3 separate regions of the Homo sapiens genome follow, and regions 2 and 3 are each linked to region 1. Evidence: chromatin loops called from intact Hi-C (ENCODE). Cell type or tissue: PC-9. All regions are shown on one strand.

The links. Peaks named below come from ENCODE experiments on the same cell type or tissue, not always from the same donor. Only the 100,000 strongest peaks of a DNase experiment are listed, where the experiment ranks them.
Region 2: it touches region 1 in a loop (5-fold over the local background); 2 of 110 quality-filtered maps call a loop at or near these places.
Region 3: it touches region 1 in a loop (8-fold over the local background); 4 of 110 quality-filtered maps call a loop at or near these places.

The regions. Positions count from the first base shown.
Region 1 is chr1:164,597,616-164,605,615 of GRCh38, reverse strand. The region is part of intron 2 of PBX1 (PBX homeobox 1); the gene reads right to left. Among named protein-coding and RNA genes, the nearest start is that of PBX1, 42 kb to the right of the region's middle. RefSeq lists enhancers at 1,871-2,635, 2,636-3,401. In PC-9, no CTCF peak of the experiment used is centred here; DNase peaks (open chromatin) are centred at 2,765, 3,415 and 6,725; H3K4me3 peaks cover 2,799 bases; H3K27ac peaks cover 4,872 bases.
Region 2 is chr1:164,703,680-164,711,679 of GRCh38, reverse strand. All of the region lies in intron 2 of PBX1 (PBX homeobox 1), which reads right to left. Among named protein-coding and RNA genes, the nearest start is that of PBX1-AS1, 67 kb to the left of the region's middle. In PC-9, no CTCF peak of the experiment used is centred here; DNase peaks (open chromatin) are centred at 3,549, 4,349 and 4,909; H3K27ac peaks cover 2,383 bases.
Region 3 is chr1:164,656,039-164,664,038 of GRCh38, reverse strand. The region is part of intron 2 of PBX1 (PBX homeobox 1); the gene reads right to left. Among named protein-coding and RNA genes, the nearest start is that of PBX1, 100 kb to the right of the region's middle. In PC-9, a CTCF peak has its summit at 3,441; a DNase peak (open chromatin) is centred at 3,638; H3K4me3 peaks cover 1,544 bases; H3K27ac peaks cover 6,055 bases.

The DNA.
Region 1 (8,000 bases):
ACCAAACATTCTAAACACTGGAGTTTCAATTAACGGGGTTGTATTATGCCTCCTTTAAAGAAGAGTAAAAGCCATCAGCACAGCCAATCAGGAAAACTGGAGAGACCCAAGGCCCCTCTTCTCACTAAAAAGGGCCCTGTTCTTCCCATAACAAAGAGTGCCTCCTCTACAGGAGCCCTACAGAGGTTAAACTCACCAGGCTGTCCCTAAAAGACTTGTTCATCTGTTGTAGAATACCTTAATCCCTACCATAGCCCTGGAAGCTCTGCTGTGGAATTTTAGGACAAAAGTCATATTTCTTCAAAACAAAAAAAAAAGGATTTTAACAAAAATGTTCTTCGGCCAGTCTGCTCCCCTCTGCCCCTTACATCCCCTTTATCTGGAGAACTCTAATTCATTCTTAGATCTCTGCCTATGTGTCTTCTCTTTAGAAGAAACTTCTGTGACTGCGTCATCCTCACCAAGACAATAAGGTGCCCTCCTAAACATTCCCAGGATACTCTCTCAGTATCCCCATCACAGCATTTAATACCCTGGACTAGGCCTATTTCTTTGACTGCCCCACAAGAACACAGGTTCCTTGAGATTAGGGTCTATGATGTGATTACTGGTGTCTTCCATACACGGCACACAGCACTTGTTACTAGAAGGCACTCCACCTCTATGGAATAAAGGAAGATGGTTTGTCTTGTCTTTTTCCATTCTTTACTTTTATTTGTTTATTTACTTGGGAAACAGAGTGAGAAATTTCAAATACACTTTGTCTAAAAGCACAGTATTTCATAAATGAAAAAAAAAATAGTCACTGATATGAAGATGTCTTAGGGAAAGCCACAAAAGAATGACTCAGTTCTACACCAAGATGCATTTCCTACTTATTACTAAGAATTCTTCCTATTAAAATTTAATGCAGTCTTCTCTAGCAGTTCATTTTGTCTGCCAAGTCCTTTATGACTATTTTGATAAGTTATTTATTACATATGAATGCCGCTATAATAAGTGGATAGCATAGGCAACGGCTCTCAGGACAGAATAAAAAAGGGTCATGTCCAGCCTTCATTTGTTAAGGCCAAATCACTAGATCCTGTGACCAGTAGTTATCACTGAGTGCTGGCCTGACTGGCAGGGCATCCTGGCACACAGTAGGCACTCAATACATGTAACTGCTGAATGCACAAATGAATGAATGTCAGGGTGGAAGGGACCTCAGATTGTAACCCTTAGAGTAATGGGAACACTGTGCAATAATGATGAAACACAGGTGGATACAAAGGCAAGCAACCAAACATAGTGTGGTCAAGAACAACTTACATATCCTCTGTGAGGCTTTGTCACTTCATTTCTAAAATGGAAGTGGCAATAGAATTAAATGATAGGCCGGACGCAGTGGCTCACGCCTGTAATCATAGCACTTTGGGAAGCTGAGGCAGGCGGATTGCCTGAGCTCAGAAGTTCGAGACTAGCCTGAACAACATAGTGAAACCTCATTTCTACTAAAATACAAAAGATTAGCTGGATGTGGTGGCACACACCTATAGTCCCAGCTACCTGGGAGGCTGAGGCAGGAGAACTGCTTGAACCTGGGAGGCAGAGGCTGCAGTGAGCCGTGATCGTGCCACTGCACTCCAGCCTGGGTGACAGAGACTCATCTCTAAAAAAAAAAAAAAAAAAAAAAAAAAAAAAAAATGAAATGACATAATGTACAGAGTGTCTTGCATTAATGTCTAGCAAACAGTATCTGCTTAAAATTATTATCTGTTATTATTTCATAGATAGATACAATTCAGGTACTAAACTGAAAAGTATAAAACATCAGACTAAACTTAAAACTTGAAATGTATAAAAGAGATGTCTCTAGGAAATAGTATAAACTCAGGACATGACTTATGTAGGTATCCTCCATACAGTTTATTGTAAGCATTCTATTTGAGTAGAAATGATGTTTGGTAAAGGTAATCACACCTTAAACAAACTGAAAAGTCTGTTATCTAAAAATAATGCAGTACTTTGATGGCTTACATATTGTAGCTTAAAAACACATATTACATTGAATTATACAAGGATTTCTTTTGGAAGTGTTTATTTGTATATGTATCTGTGGATCTGTATTTTCACATAATGGAGTTGCTTAAAGTGAAGATTATCCCATATCCAGGTATAATTATACCAGCACTGTGAAAGTCCTCTAGCTACATCTGGCCAGGTCCTCCAGGACAAATCCGCATTATTTTGCCCTAATTTTAATTTTTAATACATGGGACAGAGTCAAAGTTTCTCCATATTCTGTTTAACTCAGGCAGTTATTCAAAATTCCTGTCTTTTGCAAACATCAATTTCAACCTTGACTTAAAGAGAAAGAAATGAAGCAAACACAAAGAGATAAAAGGAAAAGCAGAAAAAAATAAAATGCACCCTTTTGGCCCTGCTTTCTACAGGAAAAGAAAAAAAAAAATGCTGCTTCCCTAGCCTCATTCTGACTCTGTTCCTCATGGTTACTTTCAGAAAAAGCCAAAGGGGTAGGGGTGGAGTGGGTATGGAAGAAGGAAGGGAAGGGACGGATTATAAGGAAGGTAGGGGAAAAAATAGCTGCAGAAGAAAAGACGAAAAAAGAAGAAAGGAGAGCTGAAACCCGACACTCAGGAACTCAGGCCTCCAGCAAGAGACTTCTTGGACAGCAAACCTGCCAGCCGGGACGGGACGTGGACTGGTTCCAATGGCAGCCTTCATTAACGCTTCATACACTCAGCCCTTAATTTACAACCGTTTAACGGCAAACATTCCACAAGTACCTTTGAGGGCAGAAAGAAATCTAAGAGAAATTAGGTGCCTAGAGAGCTCCCCTCAAAGGCAAGAGCCCTTTCGTGCAAGTAAGCAATTTTGCTGCCTCCCATTTTTTTTTTTTTTTTCAATCTGTTTGGGACTTTGAGGGCTGGGGTGGGAAGGTAGTGGAATGGAATAGATAAACAGCCAGTCAAGAGCTGTGGGGAGGTTGACAGAATTGGGGTGCAGGTACATGTAGGATACACAGAAGCTTTGTGTCTGTGGAGGCTGTATGAGTCTGTGGGTGAGCAGCATGTCTAAGTGGGTGGAAACATGTATAGCTAAAGGCAGGAACTCTTCCCATACAGCTAAACCCTTGTTCAAGCAATTTAAATAAACAAGAACATTTTAAAAAATTAAAACCCCACTAAAACAATCCTTGTGGAGCAGTTTTCTTGAGTGCTTAAGTAGAGACCAGATTCAAAAAAGGATTAAGAGAATGTCGCATAACCAAGCTGCAGAAACTGAAACCGAGCGGGGTGTGAGGGGAGATGGCTTGGAGGGTGGGGCCCTCCCATAGCAATTTCAGCAAGCCTTTCTAGTCATCCCTTAAGCTTTGTTTCCCTTCAGCCCATACCTGTGCGTACTGTAAACAACTCACACATGGTTGTAACTAGCCAGGGCCCAGAACTGGTTAGGCAGCTTTTCTCCCAAGGCCACAGTGAAGAATCAGTCTCAGCCAAAACACAGGAGTCCTGGAAAGAAGACTTGAACTCCCTCTTTTCTGGCAGGAGAATGGGGAAAGGGAGGCTAAACAGATTACCTTTTAACTAACAACTTTATCTAAACGGATTAACATTGAAGATTAACCTTCCTGGAGCCACAGAGCTGAATCCCCACTCCTAGGGTGCATGGCTGAGTGGAAGCTGGTCTCTGCTCTCAGCCAGGATCTGGTTCCAACCTCTGTCTGAAACGGAGGGCAGTATCTTAGCTAACTTCCTTTTAAAGGTGCTCTCTCAAGTCTCTCCAGAATGGGCTCCATGGAAAGTTAATCCCACAGGCTAAGGGGTCTCATCTTCACAGTATCCAACTGCAGCATTTAAATGCACTTCATCTTCCCTGGAACAACAGGAAAATACAGTGAAAGCTCAAAATGAGGCAGGTGACAGGGACTGGGAAGAAGGGCTTGTACTAAGCGTGGAACAGGTGAGATGCAACACCATGCCCTGTTCTGCCAAAATTAAGACCCTCCTGCCACAGTTTAAGCTAAAGTCTGTGTACTCCCTCATTCCCACCTCCTCCAGAAAAGGGCACTTGCATGCTTTCTGTTAAAGTGAGATGGTTTTTTCCCCTATTCCAGTGGAATACGGTAAAATCCTTATCCCTTCATAATGGGCTTACCTGAAAGTGAATGAGGCTTCCTGGGAAAACCCTTCTAAAGGAGTGTCGGATGCCTCAGAAAGAACTAGAGTTACCTTCCTCCTTTCTGTTTCATCAAAATCATAGCAGTTTCTTAGCTTAGGGACTCTAAAGGTGGTTGCTATTGAACTGTGAATCTGGTTAATCTCAGGTTAAGTTCACCTCTGTGTCTGCTTTTTTTTTTTTTTTTTTTTTTTTTTTGAGACAGAATCTTGCTCTGTCGCCCAGGCTGGAGTGCAATGGCACAATCTCGGCTCACTGCAACCTCGGCCTCCCAGGTTCAAGCAATTCTTTCTCAGCCTCCCGAGTAGCTGGGACTACAGGCGCCCACCGCCACGCCCGGCTAATTTTTGTATTTTTAGTAGAGACGGGGTTTCACCACACTGGTTAGGCTGGTCTCAAACTCCTGACACCTCAGGTGATCTGCCCGCCTCGGCCTCCCAAAGTGCTGGGATTACAGGCATGAGCCACTGCGCCCAGCCCTGTGTCTGCTATTCTGAGAGCAGAAGAATCTCCAATTTTTATAAAATGCAAGCCATTCCTCAGGTATGAAGATGACAACCTCTGGCCCATTAGAAGTGAGTTGTTTGGATTACTTCAGTGGCTGGATCAATCTTGATCGGTGTGACCAGAAGCAAACGTGTCTGAGATGGCTTGACCACTTTAGGGATGAAGTCTGTGGCCAATGAATGCAGTAAATAAACTAACAGGCCCACAAGGGATTGAGCCCCTAGTCATGTGTTTACTAGCCCGGTGCTTTAACCAGTTAAGCTACACTGTGTTAAACAGGCATGGGGCTGCCTCAGGAATCAAATGTGCCAAAAGCTCTGTTTGCCTTTTGTGGCAAGAGAGGGAATGCAGGCAGACTTTAGTTAAAAAGCAGTAGTAGGCTAGGCGCAGTGGCTCACGCCTGTAATCCCAAAACTTTGGGAGGCTGAGGCGGGTAGATCACCTGAGGTCAGGAGTTCGAGACCAGCCTGACTAACATTGTGAAACCCCATATCTACTAAAAATACAAAAATCAGCCGATGGTGGCGGGCACCTGTAATCCCAGCTACTCGGGAGGCTGAGGCAGGAAAATCACTTGAACCCAGGAGGTGGAGGTTGCGGTGAGCCGAGATCACGCCACTGCACTCCAGCCTGGGCGACAGAGTAAGACTCTGTATCAAAAAAAAAAAAAAAAAAAAAAAGCAGCAGCATACTTTAGGCTCTTAATATTTTCATTATTTTAGTCTAGCCTTACAGAAGCAATACATCTTGGATTTTTTAACACAGTCCTGACTCAAGTATCCCATTTAAATTTTCCCATAATTATACTCACAATTGTAAGACCAAACAGACTAAATTGAGATTTAGGAAATGGGAACACCATATTTAAAGTACTCAACATTAGGACAGGTGCTTCAGATGCCAGGACGATTTGGGTCTTAGCATTGCCCCTAAACTGGCAGCTGTGAATTAAAATTTGGTTTGGAAAAGAATTGCTCATGAGGTCTGAGTTGCACACACACTGGCTTCAACTTTTGTTGGCTTGTTTCAAAAGAGCACAGAAGCTTTTTAAGAAAAGAAGAAAAAAAAAGCGGGGAGAGGGGGTTTGTACAAAGCCAGCTCTTTGCTTAGCAAACCAGTAGGAAAAATAAAATGAAAGAACACATATGCAAAGATGTATTTCCAGTTTTCACTCCAGCAGTAGGCTTTTGGAAGGGCACAACCCATTGAATCTAAGCTTCCCTAAGCATTTATATTATATAACAGAGCAAGAAATGAGACAAGTGTCCCTACAGTCGCCAGGCATCCTGTGTCCAAACCCCATTCCCAGTTATCCCCATGCCAGGCCTGTGCCCCTCCCCTCCTGAGGGACAGTCCCACTCCAGGCAGCTTTTATAACAAGTCTCAACCCTCAAAAGAAAAACAATGGGTTTGAACTATTAACCCTTCCCCAGAAAGGACTAAAATTAAGAAGAGGCCGCTGGCAAAATGTTCACATGGGAATACTGTAAAAAATAACAAGGTAAATATGCGCCCACAATTGCAGATTTGCCCGAAGAAAGAGAAAAGAAACAAAAATGGAGGGGGGTGTGGCTGAGCAGTAGAAGACGACTGGAAGGTCAAGCTCAGAATCTATTAAGAAAGAATTATACCTGCACATCATGTATCCCAGAACTTAAAATTAATAATTAATTAATTTTAAAAAAAAAGAATTACACAATTTAGAAAGAACTGGAGTTCATGCTGGTCTCAGAGGGGAGCAAAGTTAGAGTAGTGTTAGACATGAGATCTATTGGGAGAGAATGAAAAGAGGGGCAAAATCATCTGATAAAGCTACTGGCAGAAACACTCTTCTTTGCAAAAAAAAAAAAAAAAATCAGGAGGAAAAAAGAGACAGAAAATAAATCTGGTGTAAAGAAACACCGTGATGTCTATCAGCAGGGCGGGGTTGGTCAGGACATAGACTGGAGCTGGACAAACCAGGATTCAAATTAACGCTCAGCCACACACCTGTTGAATAACCTGGGGCAACTGAGCCTCTGTTTTCTTTTATGTAAAAGTGGGATAATGATCCCTCCCCTTCCTACCTCCGGGTAGTTTTAAAGGTCAAATCTAATCACATAAATGAAATATGCTATACGCTCCGAGGTATGACACAATGTCAAGCTATTTCAGGTGTAAGGCTCTTTATGAAAAATTTGGCTGCCCAGGTAGCTCTTCTAAAAGTTAAAAAGAATAAAAAAGGCAGAGTGTCATTGGAAAGGGTGGTGCTTGTTGCTCAGAAAGGATAAGAACCAATGACAAAATCAAATGCAATCAGGTTTTTCAAGGAATTTACCACATACTGAGAGTTCCAGTAATCCAACAGAAAATCAACAAACACTAGTATGTTCCTCAGAGAACTCTGGGAATTAAACTAGTTCAGCTCAACTGATGTCTCTCCTATCTCTAAGAGTGCCGGTAGTCATCCATCCACAAGGTTTGGACTGGAGAGATACACAAAGAAGCCCTAAGACAATGGAAGACAATGACTTAACCCTCCACAGTGTGCCTTGGTCTCGACACCTAACTCCTGTCTGAAATTTTCCAGCTCTGGTCTCTACCACCCTCTAGGAAGGGAGGGAACAAAGGAAGGAGAAAGGGGAAAGAGAGAAAAGAAAAAAAGAATTCTTACTCTAGTAGCCAGATAAAAACAAACAAACTGGCTATGGTTTGAATATGTCTCCCAAAAATTCATGTGTTGGAAACTGAATCCCTCTGCCCTCACGAATGGATACAAATGGATTAACATTGCTATCCTAGGAGTGGGTTTGTTACTGTGGGAATTGCTTTGTTATAAAAGCAAGCAGTCTGGCTCTCTTGCTCCTGCCCTCTCACCATGTGATGAACTCCACCATGTTACCAAGAAGGCCCTCACCAAATGCCAGAGCCATGCTCTGGGACTTCCCATTCTCCAGAACCACAAGCCAAATACACTTCTTTGTGAATTCCCCAGTCTGTGGTATTGTTATACCAACAGAATATGGACTAAAATACCAGGAGAACCAGAAACCCAGGAATTGGGGAACTCTCCAGAAATGTACAGCAATAATTAATTTAAGTCTCTTAAATTAATTATTTATTTAATTTTTAAATAAAAAATTTAAGGCCAAGGCATCTTAAAGGCCCAGAGTTATAACCTACAAACTCTCCTGAGGTATTATATTTACAACATGGCTGCGAGACCCCAAAACGAAGGCCATAAAAAGTCTATTCTTAAAGGTAATGTCCTAAAATATAGCAGAAACTTCACAAATTCATGGAGAAAAAGTACATACCAGGTCCTGGCTTCA
Region 2 (8,000 bases), 110 kb before region 1:
CAAAATCTCCGCTCTCCCAATGCTCTTTCATGAGATTCATTCCTCAGGCTTGACACAGAAAGCCAACTGACTGGTGTGAGGCAAGTAGGAAGGTAGACACGACAAAAAGAGAAAACTAGCCGGGCGCAGTGGCTCACGCCTGTAATCCCAGCACTTTGGGAGGCCAAGGCATGTGGATCACGAGGTCAGGAGATCGAGACCATCATGGCTAACATGGTGAAACCATGTCTCTATGAAAAATACAAAAAATTAGCCGGGCATGGTGGCGGGCGCCTGTAGTCCCAGCTACTCGGGAGGCTGAGGCAGGAGAATGGCGTGAACTTGGAAGGCAGAGCTTGCAGTGAGCCGAGATCGCGCCACTGCACTCCAGCATGGGCGACAGAGCAAGACTCTGTTTCAAAAAAAGAAAAGAGAAGACTGATGATTGAAGTTTTGGTGAAAGGGTCACCTGTCTGCTTCTGGGTCAGCAGAGGTCTTGGTTGCTGACAACTAGGCCCTGGTTCACTGCTGTTGGTACAAAGTCAGCAGCCACCCTGTTCTTTCATAGGGTGATGTATTTTCCCCCCTCAAATGTTACCATAAACAGAGTGGTAAGAAATGAGCAGAAGAAAAAAAGAGAAAGGGTTGACAGCAAGAAGGTACAAGATGAAGAGTGCATCTCTCCCTGCATTGAGCAGCAGATGCACTCTGTGTTGCCCCTATTGTTGCTAGACTAAGGTTCACGCCTGGCTGGCCAGATGGGGTCAACAACAGCAGGTGGGACTTGGAGGAAGGTAAGCCATCACGCCCTGCCTTGCACTTAGTCATCCCTGTTCATCCTTCTCATCAATATTCATGTTTCACAATATTTCAAATAATTAAATATCCTCAACTTGTTCTTCTTTTCCTGATCCTCTTCTCTATTTTACTCCCCTCTCTCCTCCTTAAACCCTCAAGGCTTTTCTCCGTTTTACCAAAGAAAGCCAGCACCGCCAGGCGTGGTGGTTCACACCTATAATCCCAGCACTTTGGGGGGCCAAGGCGGGCAGATCACCTGAGTTCGGGAGTTTGAGACCAGCCTGACCAACATGGAGAAACCCCGTCTCTACTAAAAATACAAAATTAGCCAGGTGTGGTGGTGCATGCCAGTATTCCCAGCTGCTTGGGAGGCTAAGGCAGGAGAATCGCTTGAACCCAGGAGGTGGAGGTTGCAGTGAGCCGAGATGACGCCATTGCACTCCAGCCTGGGCAACAAGAACAAAACTCCATCTCAAAAAACAAAAAGGAAAAAAAAGAAAAAAACCAGCACCTTCCACTGCCTGCCTACACGCTCAATATATTCAATGGCATTGAAGACATCCCCCAGTTTAAATTCAACATCTGGAGTCTTTCTTATAAGAAAGAAAAAAACTGAAAAGAGAAAATGGAAAAACGGTATATGAATCTAAAAGAAATTCCCTCTGATGTGTGATGCTGCTGCCTCCCTCTTCTTTTGACATCAGTTTCAAATTCTGCAGAGAAAGGATGATGTTGCTTTGCCCACGAAGAAACAGTCACAATAGGTAATACTCACTGAACACTGGTGTATGTGTCAGACACTGACCTAAGCATTCTACATAAATTTGCTCATTTAATTCTCAAAACAAGTCTATGATTCACACCCAGGTGGGCTGCTCACTGCTGCATCTATGCAATTCTAGGGACTCCTGGGCCTCACACCCAGGGAGCACCCTTTCCCAGCAGCCTGAAGAGGCCTGTGTCAGCTTGGCCACCCACCCCATCTCCATGCTTTCCTTCTGCAGATTAACAGGGACTGGATGCAGACAGCACTCCGGACCCGAGACGACTTCTGGTATTTCACTGTCAAGTGAAAATTGAGTCCGTGGTAATGTTCCTGCAATAATATCAAATTCAAAAGGGAAAGATGACGGAAATTCTGCTGCCAGCTGAAAGGAGCCTGAGGCACATTTTTGTTTTAATTCTTTTTTTCATGGCTTTTCAACACCTGCCTTCGCTCTTCCACTTTCCCAACAAAATATAGTTTAGGTTGCCTTGCAGTATTAATAAGAGACTGGCCAGCAGACCTATGCAAGAAATTGCAGTGGGTGGTCTGCGTGAAATGTCTTGGTGGTCTTAAACTCGGTCCTCTGACAAAGTTCAAGGTTACAGTGGTCTTTCCCGAGTTGCCATCAGAATCTGAAAATATCCTGGAAACATGAGAATCCCCCGCTGAACTCATGAGTTGGCTCAGCAGTTGTTTATTCAACTTAAAGTGTTTTTCCCCCTTTTTCTATTTTTGTTTTCTTATGCTTTCTGTTTCAATGGACCCAGCTTTGTCCTTGCACAATTTCGAGTGAACAAGACTAGAGGATTTCCTGAAATAAGCAACTGGGCCTATTTCTCCAGCGGTCCTGCTTCCCATTTTGTCCATGGCCACCTTCTGCTGATCAGCTTCCACTTTCTTAGAAAGAAGACTAGCTTGCTCAGAGTTACACAACAGAGACAAATGGAGCCTTGAGAGTAGCAGATAGACAAAAGTGACCAACAAAGTTAGGTGTGCTGCAGCCTTCCTGTGTCTGCCACGTCACTGACATTATGAAGTAGCAGGCCCCATGAGTACCGTGACTACTTCTCAGAGTATCTATGGCACCACTGCCATCGCTGATTTGCTGGGGTGTCTCCGCGGCTGTGTGTACACCTCAAGGACTAGGACACTGTCTTCCTCTAGTCAGTATCCCCAGCACCTACCATGGTACCTGGCATACAGTCAGCACTCAATAAGTAGTGCTTAAAATGAAGAAACAGATTCAGTGCAAACCTGCTCAAATGGGTGTTCAAGGCCAAGTATTTTGGAGATAGCCTAGATTCAAACTTGGCATTTTCTAACTTTGTCTTGGTTACTTCTTTAGCCTCAGTTTCCTTATCCCTAAAATGGGTATAATATAATCACAGTACCTGTGCCATATATTTGTTGTAAAGATTGTATATGTTGATGGATGCAGCCGGAGGCCATTATCCTAAGTGATTTAACGCAGAAACAAAAAATCAAATACTGCACATTCACACTTACAAGTGGGAGCTAAACAATGGGTATACATGAACGTAAAGATGGCAACAATAGATACTGGGGTTTCCAAAAAGGAGGAGGGAGGGAAAGGGCAAGGGCTGAAAAACACTCTCTTGAGTGCTGTGTTCATTATTTGGGTGAGGGATTCAATAGAAGCCCAAACCCCAGCATTATATAATATGCCTATGTTAACAAACCTGCATATGTACCCCCCTGAAACTAAATTAAAAGAAAAGAAAATATTTTTTTTAAAAAAAGACTATATATGTGTAAAGCACTTAGCCCAGCTCCTGACACATAACAGTCATCTGATAAATATTTCTTACTTAGGAATGACCATCTCTCACTCATCTCTATCTGCCCCTTACACAGCTACTACAGTAGTCAACCTCTCTTACCAAAGAAAAGGCTGCGTGCAGTCCAGGAACTCTGGTTCCTATCCCTGCTTTACTAGGATTCCAGCAGTCACTTAGTCACTCTGCCTCGCTCTGCTTCTGTGGCCTGCATCAGGCTGAGGTCACTCGGCCTCACCTAACTGACTTGCAGGTTGGCTACGAGACAGCATGGCCTACCAGATGGGGACAGGTGTGGAAAAGCAAAATCCAGGCCATCAAATCTGCTGTAAGTCATGCTCCGGCAAAGCCACTTGAAGTCTAGCCTGCCATGGACCTTGCTGCATGCCTCAGGGTGCCTCAGCTCTCTCGGGCTCTGCCAATGCTCTTGCCTTAATGCAGGGCTTCTAATCAAGATAGCGCAATCGAAAGCATTTGCTTGGTTCTTAGTCCTCACAGTGATCTCTATTTAGTGGGAAATTAAACCACTTTAAGGGGCTAACACCCAGACAACCTATAATGCCATTTCACTCAGACAAGGCTTCCCCATCTGGGAGCAGCACGTTTTCTTTCCTCTTCCTCCCACTGTCCCTCCAGTCTCCTGGGTTTTTATCTTCCTTTCCTTTTCTTTTCCCTTTTCCCAAAAAGGGTGTCTTGGCTTGGCGACTCTTAAACCCAGCTGCATTCCCGAGACAAGCTCTTAAGCATAAATTCATTCCAGCATTGGGTTCTTCTTATTCTCTTTCCTTCCTCTCACTATGTAGCTGGAGTGAATTCATAAACAGTTACAGTGGTTTTAGCACCAGGGCCTTGTATGAGACAGGATTACAGGGGATTCAGCACTTTCTCTCTCTCTCTCTCTCTCTCTCTCTCTCTCTCTCTCACACACACACACACACACACACACCTCAGTGGTGTTAGTCTCATTAGCCACAATACTGTTCTAATCTCTCCCATCTCTAGATTTGCCCTACCCCTGGCTTACTCAGTGCTCTCCTTCCTGGCCTCCTGTGGAAATACTGCCAAATAAAATAACAAAATATTCATATGGTAAGGCACGTTAAAACCTTGGGAAGATTTAAGCCAGGGCTTCATGTCACAGACGCTCCCTCCCATAATCTGTATTCCAATCTCGATGCCAGCGGAGCTGTGATCAGAATATCCAAGGTCTCATAAAAGATTCAGGGCTTACTGACTTCCCTGACATTTGCTGTTTCATGTTGTTCCTGCTCACTCCCTTTCAGCCTCCAGAGCCCACAGTCCCTTTCAACTCACCACTACAGATGGCAAACTGGCCAAGACCATCCACTAACTCAGGACAAACACAGGTCCTAAATCTTCCCTGGGAATTTAGCTGGGACTAGGAAGGGGTTTTCAGTTCTTTCAGTGGCTTCTTTTGTTTGACTAAAGGTTTATTTTTCTGTAATTGCATGCCTGCTGCCTCATCCATGGTACCTGGAAGTGGGACTTTGAAACCCAGGAAGTTAACAAGACTTCAGCAAGATTCCCCCACTTAGCTATGAGTGCTTTTGAGGGTAGGGTTATGTGTGCCTGACTCAGACTGTTTAAATCTTCCTGGTTCTCACTGTTACTTAAATTAGAGACTGTGTTATTTAACCTTGTAAAGCACCAAGGCTATAATTTGTAGAGAAGACAGTTCACCAAATAGGGGCTATGCATATTGTCATATGTTCAAAAAAAGGTATATCATATATATGTGACTGCATGAATCCAGGCAGGACACAGCTATCATACATATCACCATACTAGAATGGACATTAGTAGTTTAAAAACTCTAACAAGATATATTATGATTTAAGGAAACCGTGCATAACTAAAGGGGTGATTGTGAATAGATCTTATGACTTACTAGGAGGATTACAATGGATATCCTAGCCAGACTCCACTAGTGGATTCTAATATGATTTGCTTTCCAATCATATAATTCATGCACAGCTTATCAGAAAGACATTTAGTGAATAAAGGAAGTCACACCATACTTCTTAAGGCATGGTCTAAAAGGAAACACAAAAGGAAACCTCTGCCCTGCCTACAGAAGTTTCCAGAGGAGCCCAGTGACCCACAGAGATGGCAAGAAGAGGTGAAAAGACACACAGTATATGGCTAACACCGCTCAGCCATCAGAGGTCATAGGGGCAAAAGAGAATGGTAGTTCCACTGAATAACAGAATTGAGACATTTTCAAGATACTCCTTAGTAAGTCACAAGTGTCTAGATTTTTTTTATATCAACCATAGAATTCCAAAACTCAGCAATCAAAAACCAAAAGGCCAATTACAATTTAAGTCCTTTTGAAAACATTTTAGCTTATTTCTGTAAATGCTATGGCCACTAGACAAATTAACACAGAATTCCAGATCAAAGTGCCATTCACACATAGGTACTTGAATAACATCAGGCAGCATGAAGGTGAACAGGTGCTATAAACAACTTATTTGAATGTTTTAAATGTATCTACCATGAAAACCTTCTGAAGAGGTTAAGGAATTCTAGAATACAAATTGAAAATTAAAGGCAAGTTGATGGTACCTCAAAATTGAACTTGTCAAATGAGAAAATTATAATCAAAATTGTCTTCATACTTTTCATATCCTTCACTGTGTTAGTCACATAATATATACATATACATGTTTCTGCATATGCATGTGAAAAATCAAAAAGGCAAACACATATCAGTGGCTAATCATAACATAATATAAAAAGAATATGAGGTCTGGTTTCATAAGTGATTATATCCATAAACACATGTCCTGAGGCTTAAGTAAGCAAGCAAGGCATCTCCTTCCACATAGTGATATGATCCCCAAAATTTATATGAAAAATTTTAAAGATTGAGCTATGTTACATTCTTTGGGGGAAACACCTTATTTAAAAGCAGTCAACAGTCAGATATTTCTGCAAGTAAATAATCCTGTAATTCATCTTGTTTAGTAACAATATATTTTTTAATTACCAAACACAACCTATATTATTTATTTACAGTAAAATGTATTTTCCCCAGACATATTATAATACTGTATAGATGAATGGTTCTCAACTGGGTATAATTTTGCCTCCCAGGAGACATCTGGCAATGTCTGGAGACATTTTTGGTTCTCACAATGGGGGAGTGGGGATGCTGCTGGCATCTATGGGTGGAAGCCAGGAATGCAGCTAAACAGCTTACGGTACACAGGGCAGCCCCCATAATGAAGGATCATCTGGCCTCAAAAAGTCAATAGTGCTGAGGTTGAGAAACCTTTTTATAGATTATCACAAATGTTACAAAATTTCTCAAATGATTTCCCTCAAAACCTTTAAGAAATGAAAAATGAGAAGTTGGGGAAAACAAGAACTCCTTTTGGTAGTATTTTGATTATCAAAGTTATAGTTGCTTTTGTGAATGCAACAATATATTACTTCACCATAAAATATGCTCTTAAAACCTAACACTTGTACTTGCATTATACCCACACACTGAGAAATGCTGGAAAATCAGCAAGGATTTTAGGAAAAAACATCTACCTGAGACATCCTTCAATGAACAGAGGAATACCCTGACCAACTGTGTTAAAAGCAAATAAAGTAAGATATAACGAAAGCTAACTTTTTAGCCAGTGAAAAATAAACACATCTGGTACATAGAGTCCTATGTGTGTGTATCCATCCAATTCTATAGTATCAGAGCTCTGACATTCAGTAATATAATAATATTATTTTTGAGATCAGTTAAGGTATAAAATGTGCGTACTCTCAGTCTTTAATATTAATAAGTCTTGTAACTAGCAGTTTCTCATAGCTCCGAATTCTTGAGCACAACTACAAAGGGCACTTATCCTGAAAAATCTAATAAATTTACAGTTTTATATACTTCCTTCAATTGTAAAAGTCTTGTTCAATAAACTTTAAAATGCCACTATAGAGCAATAACACAGACAGTATAAACCCAGCCCTGGGAAAGCTGTGCAACCAGAAATTGTTCCCCTTTCTGCTAGAGCAATAAAGTTTTATATGTTTGAACTGACTGTAAAAAGGTTTGAATGTTGGCAACTGGGGAATAATCTGTCTTCTTTATAGTTATTATCATATTTCCCACAAGACCCCTTGGTCTGTGTCAATCCTTCTTGTATATGACACCTTTGTACTGTCAGCGAAAGCAAGACTACTTTACTTTTTTTTTAACTATAGGACTTGTATCTGTTTTCCTTCAGATTACAGCTAACAGGAATAAATTATTTCTGACAAGCATCTATTGCAGCATTTTACCAAATAAAGCTGGTTGTGAGCTGCTTTTCCAAGAGAGGGAGGGACCTCCTCCCTTCTCCTTCCCTCTCTTTCTCTCATCTGATTCAAATGCAATTCAGGGCTGGTTAAATTGGAGGAAATGCCAATAAAAAGAGATTTGTAGGGAAGTTGCTCTGAATGCCAGACCCCATTCAACATGGTGGTTCGGTTCTCATGGGTGCAATTGGATGTGTGGAGAAGGGACTTAGGAAAAGGTAGGAGGAGGAATCATCCCTTTCCCTTCCTGACCTCTCTTAGATCTGAGAACATCTCTGCATGCACCTGGATTCAGGCAGCACACGGAGTCCAGCCAGTAGAAATGGCCAGAGTTTCTCATA
Region 3 (8,000 bases), 58 kb before region 1:
CAGTCTCTGACTGACAATCCAGCCTTTTTGCTCTTTCAGGATTTACCTGTCACAAATGGGGAGACTGTTTGAAACCCCCTGACAAAATAATCAGGCACCATTCAGCAGGTGCTTGGATTCCCACACAAAGGACCACCATCTTTCACTTTCTTTAATACTTGGCTTCTGGGAAGAGTTATTAACTTAAACACCATCTGATTAGTCATAGCTCTACTATGAAAGTTGGCCTGGGGTTCACCCCTAACGTACCTGGCAATTGATATTTTATTTAAGGCGCCAACACACTTCAACATACTTTGCTAATATAATTATTTGCATAGGACTATGATGGATAGGATATCATACCAAGAGCAATACATTGAGGAGCACTCAAAAAGGTGTTTGATGATCTCATAAATGTTTTAATTGCAATGACAGACAGGTGCAATCATCTCATTAAATATAAGTATCTTTGATATAGCTTTACTTTTAAAGAACACACAGCATGTCGATGATAAGTATCTTTACGTTCAGGTCCCAGATCAGGCAAGCTATGGGCCAGAGCCCAAAGCACGTAATGTTGAACAGGTTCTACGTATCATGAACAGTAATGTATTATCACACTACATCATGTTGTACCATAGGGAGAAGCAATCCTACTAAGATACTTTCTACTCTGACCAAATCTCTAAATAAAGGATGGAAGGAAAAAAGGAAGGAGGAAAGGGAAGAAGAGAGAGAGAGAGAGAGGAAGGCAGGAAGGCAGGCAGGTAGGAAGGCAGGCAGGCAGGCAGGCAGGCAGGCAGGCAGGAAGGCAGGAAGGAAGGAAGGCAGGAAGGCAGGAAGGCAGGAAGGAAGGCAGGAAGGAAGACAGGAAGGAAGGCAGGAAGGAAGGCAGGCAGGCAAGAAGGCAGGCAGAAAGGTAGGCACGCTTCCATTTGCTTAAGTCATTCCTTTGACTGACATGCTTAAGGCTATGGCTTCTGGGAAACTATTTGAAAGTTACACAGCTGGGCAAGACATATTTTCACTAGTTGTGCTGATGTTAGCACCAATGTATTTCTATGATATCATCAAAACATTTGTATTTTAGAGTTGTAGTTCTTTATAATAACCCTCACAATAATAAAATAATAAATGAAGAAGGTAGTTCTAGTTCAGGAGTAAGAAAAACAATATCTGATCAAAGTTCTGCATATTAACCATCACTACAAGAAAAAAAATAAATGTTCACACATGTTCACATGCATGCACATAATGACATAGAATGATAAACCTTCACAGTACAAGGTGACGGTGACTGTAACAACGAAGCTACCAAACTCTAGGCAATTACGGGAAAGACAAGTGCTTGAGCATGAACAAAGGCATCTCACTGCCACCAGGCTGTGCAAGAGGCCTTGATCCACAGAATGCTCAAAGCTCACACTCCTGAATCCTACAGGGGATCACAGATTCAGGGAGGCTTCAGGCTTATCTGGAACAAGCTGAAGAAGGCTCCTCGGACCCTGAACCAACAGGAATTGACATCAGACCATCACAACTGACTGAGGAAATGCATAGTCGGCTTGGTACTGGTTGCAATGCAAAGGATGCACTGGGGCTTCCCACAGCTTCAAGGTATTCTGCAAAAATCCTATTAACTCTGCCTACACCCTGTCTCCTAGAAGGCCCAGAGTCTGGTCAGATGGAAATTTCCAAAAACAGACTAAAGAAGTTTTTGTTTGTTTGTTTGAGACAGAGTCTTGATCTGTTGCCCAGGCTGAAGTGCAGTGGCGAGATCTTGGCCCACTGCAACCTCCACTCCCCAGATTCTGGCAATTCTCCTGCCTCAGCCTCCCGAGTAACTGGGGTTACAGGTGTGCACCACCACACCCGGCTAATTTTTGTATTTTTAGTAGAGACAGGGATTTGCCATGTTGGCCAGGCTGGTCTCAAACCCCTGACCTCAGGTGACCTGCCCACCTAGGCCTCCCAAAGTGTTGGGATTACAGACTTGAGCCACTGCACCTGCATCTGGTCTAAAGAGGTATTTAAAGGAGGGCTCTTCAAGTCTGGGAAGAATTGATTTGTTAGGATTTGGAAAGTACTCAAGAAGAAAACATTTAGGCAATTGATGCCCTCCATGAAAGTGTATTTTTAGGTCTTTAGTCCTTTTTTTCCTGTTTTTACTCTACAACCTATCCCTGCTTGAAAACATGAAATAAATTTTTAAAAAATTAAAAAGCTAGCACTACTTTTCTTTTAACTTCCAATGAGGTGATAACGCCTATGTACACATTAACTAATACCAAAAATAAAATTACAAAGGTCAATATAAGAAACTGGCTTATGGCTGGGCACAGTGGCTCACGCCTGTAATCCCAGCACTTTGGGAAGCCAAGGTGGGTGGATCACCTGAGGTCAGGGTTTCGAGATCAGCCTGGCCAACATGGTGAAACCCCGTCTCTACTAAAAATACAAAAATTTGCCAGGCATGGTGGTGGAGGCCTGTAATCCCAGCTACTCGGGAGGCTGAGGCAGGAGAATTGTTTGAACCCGGGAGGTGGAGGTTGCAGTGAGCCAAGATCATACCATTGCACTCCAGCCTGGGCGACAGAGTCAGACTCCATCTCAAAAAAAAAAAAAAAAAAAACTGGCTTACAGTGAAATTGCTGGTGATCCCTAGACCACAATATCAGGGCTTTCCCTGAGGATGTAGAGGCTTCTTTGACATGAACCATTGGTAATGTTATCCCTCATGCCAGATGGCATGTCCTTCAGACACACCCATGGGAGAGAGGCCCTCGGCTGGATTCATTCACAGGTGTTCAAAACATCAGTATTCCTTCCCCACCATTACTATAGATGCTGAAGAACTAAAGGATAAGAAATGCAAGGGTTCAATCTCTGAAGAATTCACAGTCAAATAAAGAAGAGTTGGTAGACAGAGAAAAACATAGTAAAAGTCTTCTCCTCTCAGCTGCTTCCAGTCTGTGTTTACTTAAATAAGGTGAACAGGCACACCAACAAGCAGTATGCTTGCCTTCAGATGTGATCAGCTGTTGGCTTCAGCTGTGATCAGCTGGCAATTCTCTGGGTTTCCTCCTGTACCAGAATAGTACAGGTATACATCAAGGTGCTTGGCTCCACCAGTAAGGTAGGTAACTTAGTGCTGAGCAGAATTTGTGAGGGGAGAGGATATGAATCCTAGAAAGAGAATTAGTAGTCTGAACAACTGATATGTTATTTGTAGGCACAGACCACAATCTATATTATTGTTAAAATGAAGAAGAAATAATATACTTTAAAAAAAATCATCCTATGTTTGGTTTTCTAACCTCAATGACTAGCAAAGGCACTGAAGAGCTGTAGTCAAGGATGATGTACATAAAAGCTGCTCTGTTCTGTCAACCAAGAAAAGCAAGCAATGGCAGCAGGCGTCAGTATAACCACTAAGTGTGACCTCTAGACAAAACCACTTCCTTCTCCCTCTGCTGATGTTACTACAACTGACTGTGGTTTTAATCTAGCTGATAGGGTGACAAGGAGCAAGTTAACATAAAAGGAATTTATGCAATGGCACAGGTCCTACACTTTATCCCAAGAGGAGGTCTGTAAAGTGTCCTTGATCTTTCGCCAGTCTTACCACACAGGTGTTTTGGGTCTCAGCACTGCCATGTCAGCTGCAGCTGAGACGCCTCAGCTCCCTGGCAGGTGCTTTTCAAACCCAGTGTAAGTTCCCCAAAGCTCCAGGCCCCAGCATGTCCCACATAGGCAAGGTCCCCAAAGGGCTCCATTCAAAGCCCAAACCCGTATTTCAGGTTTAGACAACATTCCCTTATATTTCAAAGCCAGGTGCAATCCTTCTCCAGTTTGCTTAAACCTTGTTTTCTACCAGAAATACTTGGCTCACTCAGAAAACCTTGTCCTTATCATCATCTACCCTGTAGAATATTGCCCCCAACCCCTCCTCATTTTCCTTTGGTGAGTAGTTTTAGAAACAGCATGTGATTTTTCCCTAACTTCTACCTGTCAAGGTTTTTGGTTGCAAACTACAGAAGTGGACTCTGGCTCACCTACCCAGGAAAGGAATTTATTGGACAGATAGGCAGTGCCTCTCAGAGTCAACAGGAAACCTGGAGAATCAAGCTCAGAAAAATAAGCACAGACAGCTGAGAATACAACCAAGGTGCTGCCAGAGGAAGCCTGTTAGGAGACAGACTCTGGTACTGCTGGCTTTGGGGACTTATCCCCACCACTGCCACCACCCTCGATTCTGCTGCTACCTCTGAGGCATCTGTAGTAATCCTGTCTCTCTGCTTAGCTCCCTCAAAACACAAGACTGGGCATGGCTGGCGTTCCAACTGGCCAAGCTTAGTGCTCTTGCTTAAGCTGCCAGGGAGAGGGAACAAGGGAGGATGTGTGAAGGGGGAGGCAGGTTCTGCAGCCACCCAAGCCAATGGAGGTGTCCACTCACATAGCAAAAAGATGTCCTTCCCAAACTCACCTGCTGCTTCCTCGGTACAAATCCCAACTTTCCCTTGCTCACTCAAAGAACTCCACTTGATTCAACAACCATTTTTTGGATGTACAGCACATGTTTGGTGCTATGTAAGGTGATTTAAGAACACAAGGGAAACATATGCTACAGCTTTGTTAATATAGAGGGAGGAGAGTTACATTCCCAATGAGGAAGTGGCAGAAAAATGCCTTTTCCAGGTCTGTAACTAAAAAGGAAAAGATCTGTGGATGCCTTTGATTTACCCCCTTTTCCCTCAGAAGATCTGGATGCAGAATTCCAAATGGTATTTCACCCTCTCCAGCTGAGATGTGAATCGATGTATATCTGCAAATCTGGGCACATTCTCAGGATGTGATTTCTAGAGCTTAAAACAACGAACCTAATTCCCAACAATTCAGGGAAAGAAATATTCCCTCTCTGTGTCCATGTGACATTGTTCATTGTAGGGAAAAAGAGATGATGAATGAATCAGCCCTTTCTTAGTGCCTCCTACCCATCAGACACTGTGCTATGAGGTTAATATGTGGGATTGCCACTGGTCCTCCTGAGTCTTAGTGAGACAATGGGAATGGACAACGACTGGAAATCATGGAGTCTGAGATCAAATCCTGGCTCTGTCATTTAATAACTGTATCCACCAGGGCAAGTTACTCAACCTCTCTGTCTTTTCTTTCCTCAGCTATAAAATGGGGATAATAAGAGCCTCTACCTCAAAAGGTTGTAGTGCACAGGGTAACAGATAACATATGTAAAGTGGTAATAACAGTATCTGGCATGCACATGCTCAATAAATATTGGCTGTTATTATTATAAGGTAACTATTAAAATCCCAATTTTACAGATTAATAATCTGAGGGTTGGAGAGGTGAAATAGCCCATCCAAGGTCATAAAGACCAACCTCATATGTAGATATGTAGCAGGCTGGAATGCCAAACAGTTTTGACTCTAAGAACCATGTGACACCATGCTGTGTATACACTTATATAGTGTCAAACACACTCGGGGATATCAAGCTGCAATCCAGAGAAAAAGCTGTAGTGCCACAGCTTTTGATGCTGAGGAAATGTCACAGCCATTATCTGTATTAATAGATCTCTAATATTTTATCTCTAGTAATTATCTGTACTTATTTTGGTCATTCTTGGAAAGGCAAGAACTGAAATTGCCAGAAATCCCTACGACCACAGCAGATAAAAAGCAGTTTTCAATCAGTTGAGCTCCACAACAGGCTGATGAGAACCTTTGGAAATGGCAGCACTTGCTTTACTGGTGTTGGGGTATAGGGTCACTTTTACAATTGAGCTAAACAGTGGCTGCAGAATTCGCATGGGCTGTAAGGTTGATTTGGCTTTTATTTTAAATTCCAGTCTTTCTTTTTTTTTTTTTTTGTACCTCATTTATTATTTGTGAAATAATTACAACTTCTGAATGCCATTATGAGTTAAGAGAGAAGGGGTCTAGCTTTTGGACTTTAGGTCTCCCCATCTACCACCTGCCTGCTACCCATCATTCTGGCTCCCCAGTCCCCCAGAATCTGCCTGACAGTGGGACACGAATGCCCACAGGCATAACAATGAAGCTGCTAGGAGGCCATACCCAAAGCTACTATGATGATAAGATGGCAAGACATGGAGTGGCAAAGGCACCAGAAGTTTAACTCTGGGACTATCTGTCCATCACCTTTCTTTCTTGCACAGCATGCAGGTTGCATGGGCTTAAACTGTAGTGGTCAATAAAGCCACACAGATCAGGGTGAGCAAATGAAAGGCAAATCTAACTCAGGTAGAAAAAAGAGCATTTATTTCCTTGACTGGTACCCTATCAAAGGAAAAGTGGGGCTTCTTTCTACTTGAGAAAACTCCCGATTCCCCAAAAAACAATATGCCCACTTATAGGTCAACTCAGATTAAACAAGAAGGTTAATGCACTCTACATCCAATGCTCCATATTTTACTATCAACTAAGTTGTTATTAGCCTCTTGCATGAATTTTGAGCCTTGTTTCTGTCCTCTCAGAACAGGTATCAAGAAATACATCTGCTAGAATGTAAAATTATCATTTCATTTCTAAGATTGAAGTAAATATTACTTAACATGTTGTATAAGCATTTACTGTTACTTTGATTTTATTGCTTCAATTAACCCAGTTTTAATGCATCATGATAATATTAGGTTTGGTTTACCATATTATTATTGCCTCCTGTTGAGATAAACATCTCCCAGATACATGACAGACAGCAGATGTCCCCACCTTCTGAATAGATACCAATGTATGATGCATCTTCTACATCCTAAAAATGTTCAATTAGAACAGGTGGAACTGCCCTAATGACTGAAATAATTGCTCCTCTTTGATGTTCTTCAACCACCATGGATTTCGGAAGCTTGTCTCTTGGAGCCAATGACATTTTATCATCTCTACATGTGTTCTTATCTTCCCACTCTGTGGAAAACAGTACCAATACACTCCATTGTTTTGTTTTGCTTTATCAAACAGCAAATTATATCCTTATTTGGAATAGAGTATGTTATCTTAATATTATTGCTTTAGTCAAATACTCCATATGGGAGTTTGAAGGGGGTTTTTGTTTTATTTTACACAGGCTTGGTATCATATATACAATCCACAGTCAACCCATGTATAAACTCACACTTGAATCACCAGTTGATGAAAAATATTATCTATTCTTGGTATAGTATGATAATATAATATATGTAATAGGATATTATAATATCATTTATATAACATAAGAATACCTGTAGCAGAACTGATCTCTACAAGTCTCATACATTATTAGTCATATTACAAGAATTTCCTGTACATTTTAGCATTTTATTGTCCTTTATACTTTCTATTTCACATTAAGAAGGTTTTTTTTTTCCGTCACTTTCCTCTATAGCCATCACTCAATCTTAAATTGACAAAGCAAATCCTCCAGTGGCATCAAATGCACACCATGTGTTAGCCAAATTTCAGACAGGTTTCCCCTCATAATTTGTCTAAGACGAAAGGAATAGATATGTTTAGTTTCAGGGAAGTGAAACTATTCAGCAATATCAGTATGTTGATCTAAACTAACTCAAATGAGATGAATTCTTTTCTGACTTCAAAATATGGATTAAATTAATAAGAAGAATGCAGATTGTACAGGCAAACAAATTAAGACAAAAAATTTCTATGAGATGTACTGAACATTTGCCTCCTGAATTATTGTTTACTTGAAAAAGAGCTGATTATATTAAGTATTTAAATGTAACTGAGACTTTTATCAGGACAGAAGTGCTTTTGCTGTTACCCATATTTAATCCAGCTACCTGGCTAGAGTTACATAATTATATATGTATTAGACCAATATTTATGTGGCACTTCTTACCACTGAGTAGCCATATCGATAGATCCTAACAATTATTCATTATATTAAGCAGCCCAATTTCTGGTCAAATAATCAGATGAAAGCATTTTATTTTGACTCTCTTTTAAAAATATCATTTCTAAAATATTTTTAAATGTTCCATA